Regions from separate parts of the Mus musculus genome. Here region 1 is linked to region 2. Evidence: chromatin loops called from intact Hi-C (ENCODE). Cell type or tissue: left cerebral cortex. All regions are shown on one strand.

Region 1 (5,000 bases), 160 kb before region 2:
AATTTATTCTCTGCCTTTGGGTTTACGTTTCTCACGCGGGAGCTTCTACCTCTGTCTCATAGATTGGTATCTAGAATCCCTGCTAACTGGCCAGGTGTCCGTGCCATTTGCCTACGGCCTTGACACATGCCCCATTCCCTCACACTGCCAACCTGACTACTCAGCTAGCACTGCTTGTACACCTGTCCTGGAGCCCCCAACTAGTTTCATTCTTGTTTGTTGAACATCTAGTCTGTGTGGTGCTGTCTGAAGCTTGCTGTGACAACATTTTCCTGGTCTTCAGAAGCCACTGGGGGACCGTCCACAACCTCTCAGGTCCTAGTGCTATAGATGAGTTATCTACCTTCAGGAGGGGGCGGCTCTGGTCCCTTCCCTCAGTCTGAGCCCTTCTGTTGCCAGTTTCCTCTCCTCTGCTTCCCAGAAATGCTCTCTTCATCTGTTCCTGCATCTCCCAGCTTTGTGCAGGAGCAAGCATAGCACGGAAAGGGTAACTGACTGATCTAAGGCAACTCAGGAACCTGAGTGTGTGCGGGCAGATAGTAACTAGAGACCCTCAAGGTGTGTCTGATGCACTCCCAAAGACCGGGTCTGGGAGGATACAGGAGGCTCTAGGAACCAGAACAGAGGGATTCTGGGTAGCCTTAACTACAATGGAGAGGACATCACAAAGGAACAGACCTGACTGAGGCAAATACAGGCTTTCTGGCAATGCAGGACCTTACCCTGGGGTTGGGCATCCCTCGACAGAGAATGTGCCTTTCCCATCCCTTGTATGTTGGAACCTTTCTCCACTGCTCCTCGTTTCTCTCCATGGTAAGTGACGTTCTCTCATTGTTCATACGCATGAGGTCATAGGTTCGATTTCCCTGTACTGAAAAAACAAACAAACAAGCAAACAAAACATCCAACAATCTTAAAATTCAGGTTTGGTTGGCGATGATTTAGTGGGGCTGCCTCAACTTGACTCGGTGGTAAAGGTCTGATGGCCAGGGTTCAATCCCCAGGACCTACGCAATGGAAGGAGAGAGACTCCTGTGAGTTGTCATGGCGCGTACAGAATAAATGGATGTGATTTTAAAAGAACACTTCTCTCGGCACAGGGTTGTTGTGCTGTTTATCTATGCAGATCAACACCTGGGTCTCCACACCGAGTTTTCATGTCCTTTTAACGTCTGCATTCCTGTCTGCCGGAAATTCCTCCTGCTATCTATAATGTAGAGTTAAGCTCACGTTCAAAACCTCTGCAGAGCATCAGGAAATCATTTAACCTTCTCAAAACACAGCTTTCTTCCTCGGATAATGAGGACTGTCTTAGAAATTGTGGGGGCACACTCTGGCAGCACCCAGCAAAGAGCCTCAGCTAAGCAGCAGTGTTCACGGAGCTCCTGGTCTGTCCTGTCCCGGGGGTGGGGGGTGGGGCCCACGATGAACAGTAACATAGATGATTTTTCTTTTTGGCATGATGAAATTTTAATTGTTTTATCCTTGGGATTCATGCTCCTTTTCAGTAATTAAAAATGCCGAGAATGTAAGAACCACCTACCAGAATTAACAGATGTTAATCATTTCTCATATTTGCCCGAATTTTCTCAAACAAAAGAAACCAAATATTTTCACTAAAGCTGAAATCCCTCCTGTTATGGTTCCTCGGGTTCTTCCTTCCTCCCCCGAGGCAGCCTTGATCATGAATTTGGGGCATAGTCTTCCAATCTGTCTCTGTGTCGTGTTCCCACTCCGAGTGTTCATAAATCATACATGGGTTACATTTGCATGCTTAACGGCATACTCTCCAACTTGATTTTTTTTTCACCCCACATTGTTTTGCAAGCACATCTGTGTGGAAGCCCAGAGTCCCTCGTTCATGCTGATGGCGAGTGCTCTGTTGTCCCCAGTCTCTGCCACACCAGGCGGCTGCCTGCCATTGCCATCCATCCTGCAGAAGTGCCTCCCCTGAGAGTCCCGGGGAAGACATTCCAGAGGTGGAACTGCTGACTCACAGAGCGCTCCAGCCGCCAGCTGGCCTGGCCTGTGCCAACCTGTTCTGCAGAGCGAGTGCACGGGTTCACACAGGCCACCTCGGAGGGGTCTGGCCCTCCACCTTCTCACGGGTCCTCACAGTTGTGACTTTTCAGTGTTCGCCAAACAGATTTGTTGTGTGGTGGGGTCTCACGCTTATTTTTACCCCGCTCATCTCCGTTCACTGGCGTGCCGTCATTTCTCCGTGTTTCTGAATATCCAGTCTGTCTGAAGGAAGGTTTTTAAATTCTGTACCATGTTACAGCTGCCTCCCCCGGTGTCTTCTTTCCTGCTGAGTTTTCTGTGAGGAGTATTTTGTCCTAAGGAAGATTTTAAATTTTGTTTTGGTTTAATTGATCTATTTTTTTTTCAATTATGAATTTAAGAGCTAAGCTTATAAGGGCATTTCCTCCTAATGAGGTTGCAGTTTGTGATGAAGTATGCTTGTGCACATATGGGTTGTTAACCCTTTTGCATGCAGCAGAAAATCAGTTTTAATATTGTCCTCAAGGAAAGCCGTTTGTCCCACACTTTGAACAGTCCACTTTTCCTACACTAGTTTTTAATGCCAGCTCTGTTCTATACTAGGGTTTCTTAAACTTTTTTCCACTCACAACTCCTTTTGTCCTCCCAAAGTTTATGAAACCCAAAGAATATAGGTTTATAAAACACATACAAACAGTTACTGGCCATAAATCACAATGAAATTTACTTGAAATTAATTTTTATTATAGATTTTTATTTTATCAATTATTAAAGACAAAAAGAAAGTTCTGTATTAGTGAGATGCATGTAGCCCATTTCTTTTTAGCATAAAGTTAAATCTCCACTGAACATTTGATACTACAGGACATAGAGCATCGTCAGTATTTTTCATAGTTGATTGACATTTTGATCTTTAATATCATCAGCACTGGGAACACTGTCACATAAATACATAGGATAAAATGACAGGACTGCGTTCGGGGCCACCACAGAAATTGTTGAAAATTCTGTCCTGCTCCCCAGCTAAAATTCATTTACCAGAATGGTTTTTTTACTGAACTCAAGTCAATAACTCAAAGATAGATTTTTAAAGCCAAGCATTCTAACAAATTGCAATCCAGAGAGTATACTGATTTGGTATGCACTGAGGGACTGCGGTAGGAAAGTAAAGTCTTTGTTTGCCATAAGGAAGCCATTCTGTTTCTGTCAGAGCAGAAGACTGTATGTACTGTGAAACTGACCTGCAGGCCAGAACTTAGGGCCACCCTGACCAAGGTGAGGTGTTTGGGACAGCGTTCCTTGGTATTTCATAGCATGGTGTCATGAACAATACTAAGCGTGATAGCTTGTTGTTATGTCAACTTGACACAGACCACAGTCGTTCTGGGAAAAGGAGCCTCAGTTGAGAAAATGCCCCACCAGACAAGCCTGTGGGCAAGCCTGTGGGCAAGCGTGTGGTGCATTTTCATCGATCGATCATCGATGGATGATCACTGTGGGTGAACCCATCCTAGTATGGACAGTGCCACCCCTGGATGCATGATCCTGAAAAGTATACAAAAGCAGGCTAAACAAGCTGTGAGGACCAGGCCAGCGAGCAGCACCCCTCTATGGCCTCTGCAGCAGTTCCGGCCTCCGGTTTCCAGTGTTGTGCTCCCGCCCTGACTTCCTGGGTGAAGGACCGTAGGTTGTAACCTGAAATACACCCTTTTCTCCCAGAAAAAGGTCAGTGTGTTTCATCACATGGACCTTGTATGTTCAGAACCAAAGCTGCAGGGGAGTCATGGGCTACGACGACCTGATTAGGGCAGTCGGAAACATCTCTGGGTCATAGTGCATTTGAGTTTTGAATTGATTTCTTGTTGTCTCATGCTCAGAGACGCTTCCTAGTTCGCCAGATTTTGGATACCTTTGTAGTCCTTGTGGGGGTCACAAAGCCCAGGTTAAGAAGCTGGGTCTACCAGGGTAGGGGAATGCCAGGGCGGGAAGATGGGAGTGTGTAGGTGGGGGAGCACCCTTATAGAGGTAGGTGGAGGCAGGATGGAAGAGGGGGTTTCTGAAGGGGAGACCTAAAAAGGGGTAAACATTTGAAATGTAAAAAAAAAAGAAAATAACCAATACAATTAATAATAGAAAAAAAGGAGCTGGCTCTACACTCCATTGACAGACATATGTGCATCTTTTCATAGGCTCTCTGGTTTTCCCTGTCTAGTAGGGACAGTTACTCATAACCGTAGAAAGTACCTCGTGCTGTGGGCTGCAGTGAGAGCCCACAGCATGAGGATTTACCCAGGTCCTTCTTTCCTTTGCATCTTTCTTAGCTTGGTTGTGAGCTACAGACCTGTCCTTTACATAGCCTGGTCACCTTGCAGTCTCATTGAGCTGGTTTTGAGATGGGTACCCACTGGAAAAAGAAAGCCTGATTTGTCAAGCTGCCATAGACGGCCACTCTGCTCAGGTGACTATGTGAGAAGCAAACACACATATCTCCTCATTTAGAATCTAATACCCCAACTGGTGATTTAAGAAACCTCTAAATTGGAGAAGGGGGAAATGAGGGAGGTTAGGTGACTGTTTGCATCATATGCAAAGGATTTAAATTTGGACCATACAGACTTATTTACAGTCAGTAGCATAGTGTGGCCTCCTTACACTTGCCTTCTAGGAATCAGTACAGTTGATAAAGTGTGTTGAGTCTGTAGATTTCAGGCCTGGGATAAGTTTAGTATGATCCAGGCAAGCCATAGCAACACCCAAGTAAGGTACCTGGAAAGTAGGAAGGAAGGGCTTGACGGCTAACACCAGTGCACTGAGCGAGAGTTGAAATTACTCCAGGGAAATGCATTGTCCAGCATGTGTAGTGTGCCTACACACATTCTGAAGACGGATCCAGCTGGGTTAGTGTTCAGCCCCTGCTGGAGCACTTCACTCTCTCTTTAGAGGAGCACCAGGTGAATTAGGTGGTAATGGTGATGGTGGTAGTGGTGGTGGTGGTGGTG
Region 2 (5,000 bases):
TCTTAGAATTATCTGTTTACAAGCCTGTGAATTCTGTGAACCCAGTGTCTACCTCCCTCCTCTGGAGCCCCTTGGCATGGTGTCCAAGGCGGTAGGCGCTGGCCATGCTGGCCCAAGCACACAGCGTGCAGCTTGATTGAAGGGGAGGGAGAAACCCGCTTATCTGACTAAGGCTGGTAGAGACGGACAAGCAAGAGGAAACGAGTCAGTGGGTTTTCCTGTGACCGAGATCACTCACATCTCTAACCCTAGATGGGAACTCCTTTTTGAAAACGTTATTGGTGGATATCAGTTATACACACTGGACTTCATCATGACATTTTCCATACTTATAAATTATATATTTTGATCATATCCCCAACTCTGTCACTCTTCTGCCCCTCCCCCACTGCTAAGCCCCTCCCTCTTTCCAAACAACCCCTCTTCTGTTTCCATGGTGTTTGTTCTGTTTTTAATAACCCAGTGAGTCTTGTTAGAGTTGTTTACAGGAGCGTGGCCACATTACCAATGGCTACATCACTGTGAAAATTTCTCCCTCCCCAGCCCCTACCCAGAAACTGTTAATTACATATTTGCCCTCAGAGAATGGTGGGTCCTCCTGAAACCTTACCCGTATCCCATGTGAAGTGTTGACAAGTCCCAGGTTGTACAGATCTTGAACCAATAATCACAGCTACTATGAATACAGGTGTAACAGCCATTTCCTGCCACAAAATCAGTCTTCCACACTCCCTGACCCTCCTCCAATGTTCGAGATCTTTCCCCGGGATGGGAACTAAGCGACTCCACAAAGCAGCCTTTTCCAACATTGCTAGCATCTAGCAGAAGAAAGGTTGTTTATGCAATGAATCAAGTCGGATGACTCCCAGAGATTTAAACACACACACACATGCACACACACGCATGCACGTGTACTTTAGACTAACATGCATAGATTCACACTTACTCCCCCTGGAGGCCTCTGTGATCTGTGTTCTGGGGTCTTGCCTTGTTACCCTGATGCCACAATGTCTCCTTGGGCAGATGTGGGGACCATTAGCCCTTAGGATGAAGTTGGCCGCCACACTAAAGGTGAGGGATCCTGAGTTTCTCTGCATGTTTAGCTCTGCCCTTCAAAAGATAAAAGAGGAAACCCAGTTAAATTTCCATCTTCGATAAACAATGAATAAAGCTTTGGTATAAAGATGCCCCACGCACCTTTGATCTAGCATTTATATTTGCCTAATCTGGCAATGCTTGACAAGTTCAAAGCCCACGCGTACTGGACCGAGAAGCTGTAAGGCACAGCTCCATTCAGTGTTTAGGATGTCAATGTCATGTTTGAAGCCAGGCCCTGGGGTCCCTCCATCCTCTCCCACCACACAGGCAGCTGTGTAGCTGAAGGGTCTCTGTGGTCTTGCCCCTCCTCTCTCAGCAACTGGCACAGATTGCCCAGAGGTTAATGCCCTAGAAACACTGGGCTCTGTGGATAGCCTCAAATACCCTGCCATGTCTCACCTGGACCCTTGCTCCTGCTGGCTCTGCACAGAGTGCTCTTGTCTTCTGCCATTCCTCTCCCCATACCTACAACCACAGCTCAAGGGCCACCTTCCGAGGAAGCCTAGGCTCCCCTAGGCTGTGTGTGGTGCAAAGGGGCTTATAGTTTCATAACATTTTTTATTTAGAGAGAGAACCACCGAACCCTAAATACTTGTATGAGATACATGAGAATATGGCCTATGCTTGTCTTCTCCGGACTGTCTTCATGCTTGTCTTCTACCAGACTGTGGGCTTCCAGCGCAGGGCTGCTGACATGACCCTAACAGGCACTCAATCAACACATTGTTGCTTGATTATTGTTGAGTGATTATTGACCAGTTCATGGGGACTGGGAGAAGGTACTAACATTCTTTCAACATGAAGCCTGTATCACCCTCTCTCATTGGTTTCCTCCCTCGTTTCCTGGCCTAGCCTCTTGCTCCCTGAAGTGGCTTGCTGAAGCACCTTGCCATCTCTCATTTCATCTAGCAAGTTCTCCAGCTTGTTCTATTTTGAAAGGAGAGAGTCCATCCTGAGCTCTGTCCACTCTCCTGTCTTAATGCCCCCTGTCTCCTCTGTCACTGGAATGGACCCAGGCAAATGCCTGCTCAGAAGTCCACAGCCAAGTATGAGGGCTCAGTCAAGTGAACAGGAAAGCAGTAGGTTCTGCACTCGGGAGCTAGAGTGGCACAGAAGATCCGAAGACGGGTTCTCCACACATGCTTCTCTGGTTCAAATCCAAGCTATCACTTATAGATGGGGTAGCCTCAGAAAGATTCCTCATTCCTGTTTTTTGGACAGTCCCCCCATAGGAATTATGCCTTCTATTGTGTGGGACCCGAATGTAACAACTCAGATAAAACATTCAGCAGAGAACCTAACCTATTTTTTTAAAAAATGCCTAAATATTTGCATAATGAAATGATTCTTAGCTGAGGATTCTACTGGCACACTGAGGGACCACACCTAAGCTCAGTAAAGACAGGATTTAGAACCGCCAGAAATTGGGGGGGGGGGGGCGGGGGGGGCGGGCGCGGAGTGAGACACCAGTTGTTTGGTTGGGTTTTTTGAGACAGGGTTTCTCTATGTAGTCCTAGCTGTCCTGGAACTCACGTTATAGACCAGGCTGATCTCGAACTCAGAGACCTATCAGCCTCTGCCTCCCGAGTTCCAGGAGTAAAGAGTGCTCCACCCGTGCAGGCTGAGGCAGTTCTTTTAAATGGAAACCTAGAAAAGGCAAAAACCTAGGAAAAGCCCGCGAGGATCTCAGGTGCTCGGTGGGGGTTGCTAAGACGTTTGATCTCAGGGACCAGATCCTGGGGGGAAAAGCGGCTGCACCCACGTGACCATCTCTCCCTCCCCACCCCTCAGGGCGGACGACTGCTTTTGTGCTTCTCGGAAGCTGGACGCCGTGGCCATCGAAGCCAAGTTCAAGCAGGACTTGGGCTTCCGGATGCTGAATTGTGGACGGACCGACCTGGTGAAGCAGGCAGTGTCTTTGCTGGGGCCGGATGGAATCAACACCATGAGCGAACAGGTACCAATCTGCTTGGACCTCATCTCCTCCCGTGCTTAGCCTGGGCGCGAGCAGCTGACGGGACACAGGCTCCCTCTGCTGATCGATTAAAAAAATTAATGCCCCTCCCCTGCCTCTCTCTCTCTCTCTCTCTCTCTCTCTCTCTCTCTCTCTCTCTCTCTCTCTCTCTCTCTTAGTGTTTGGGGGTTTTTGGTTTGGTTTGGTTTTAATTTTCTAAAAATACACTTGCCCATCTTTATGGAAATCTCACATGATTGTCGCAGCTGAAATTTAAAAAGGAATGAAAACCAGACCTGTTCCAGAAAGGAGATGGAGCCCCTAGGTTGGCCATCGTTTGTATTTAGGACTCTGCAACCTTCAAGTCTCTTTACTGGCATGTTAAAGGCTTTTCTCTGCCAGTCTGCTGTTGGCTCCAGACAGATCTAGGCCATGCGCACTGTGCTCTTAGGGTGGGTGTGTTTAAAGACACCAAAGTCAGTCTGGGGACCCTAGAGCACATTCAGATAGGGCAGCACCAACCAGATTCTGAACATGGTGCCATGAGAGGCAACCACAAGTCACAGAGGGGACTTTGGGGATGTGGTGGTGTCATAGACCGTGCAAATGGACAGCCATTCTCAGTGTGAATCCTGAGTGCTGTTACAAGGGACAGATGGGGCTGTTTCTTCCACAGGCAGCTCTTGCAAAGAGCTCCCACGAAGGGAATAGAAGGGACTGTATAATGACAGCTAATCACTTTCTTGGACAACGTCAGGGATCCTCAGTACACAATCATGTGTATCTTGTATGTTTAAAACCAGGGACTTATTTATCTGTTTTATTTTTTCAGTATTTTACATTCCAGATACCTTACAATGTCAATGAATATTCTTTTTTAAGTCGCTTTTAGTGTCTCTATAAAGTGATTACTATTTGTTTATTAACCATCCTTCCCCCATCATATATTTAAAGTGTTTGTGACTAGTGCTGAGCTAAGCACACTTACACAAATCTTTGTTCCAATCTCTATTTCCTTGGGGAAATGTTTCTTTAAAACAGAAGTGTCTCAAATGTACCAGCCTTTCCTGAATTCTCAGTCTTCAGTACTGCCCCTCCCCCTAGGAGTCTGACTAGTCTTTGCACACCTCTAGTTATATATGTATTCCCTGCTAGTCCACTTTCCTTTTGCCTGCTTTTTATCAGCATTTTTTACTGTTTTCTTGTTTTCTTAGAGGAATTCTTCCTGTATCAGGGCACGAAGTCCTTTAGTGGAACCAAGGTATCTCAGTTTGTCGTTGACGTTGGAATTTTGCCCGTAAAGTTTTCAGTTCCACAGCGATGTGCAGTGCTAGAGCCCCTCTCATGTATGCTATACTTCATCCCCTTTCTGCCTAGAGACAGGGGCAGAAACCAACTTGGCATTGCTTACAATTTTAATTCTTTCTGACTATCTCTAGTAAAAAATTGTTATACTGGTGTATAGTGTGAGACAAGGCTGTAGCATGAATATCTTCCCAAATAACTGCCTTCACAGCCCTTTGGATGGAGAGCCCCACCCCTTCCTCCTGTTGGTTGTGATGCTCGGTTTGTGATGAGCAGGAGTCGGAGAAGGGGAAGTTTTCCTGAAGGCCATCCTGCCTCAGTGCCTTGACTTGTATAGAGTGATATCAGAGCAGATGTCAGTGAAAGCAACCACAGGGATATCCAGTGACCATTGACTCTGTCTGACCCAAGGCTCATACAGAGCAGCAAGGACGCCTTGTCATGCTTCGAAGAGACAAATGTCAAAGACACTGTAGTCATCATAATTAAATACTTTAGGGGTTGATGTTACAGAATCCAGAAAATTCCTGTGAGACCCACCCCCACCACATCCCAATCAGCCACTGGTTGTAAAGACACACATAGGTTTGTTGTACTGTGAAAACCCTCCAACTTAAGCCACAATCACAAAAGGTGATGTTCA

What was found. Hi-C counts contacts between places; a loop is a spot of excess contacts. Peaks named below come from ENCODE experiments on the same cell type or tissue, not always from the same donor. Only the 100,000 strongest peaks of a DNase experiment are listed, where the experiment ranks them.
Region 1: a loop joins it to region 2, with 1.9 times the contacts of the local background. A loop is called at or near these places in 8 of 42 quality-filtered maps.

Annotation. Positions count from the first base shown.
Region 1 is chr10:85,457,184-85,462,183 of GRCm38, forward strand. The region is part of intron 1 of Btbd11 (BTB (POZ) domain containing 11); the gene reads left to right. Among named protein-coding and RNA genes, the nearest start is that of Btbd11, 73 kb to the left of the region's middle. In left cerebral cortex, no CTCF peak of the experiment used is centred here; DNase peaks (open chromatin) are centred at 1,785 and 1,929; H3K4me3 peaks cover 379 bases.
Region 2 is chr10:85,622,014-85,627,013 of GRCm38, forward strand. It overlaps Btbd11 (BTB (POZ) domain containing 11), which reads left to right. Exons shown (of 17, transcript NM_028709.2): 5 at 2,890-3,055. Among named protein-coding and RNA genes, the nearest start is that of Gm40731, 34 kb to the left of the region's middle. In left cerebral cortex, a CTCF peak has its summit at 3,120 (motif pointing left); DNase peaks (open chromatin) are centred at 3,047 and 3,434; H3K4me3 peaks cover 479 bases; H3K27ac peaks cover 249 bases.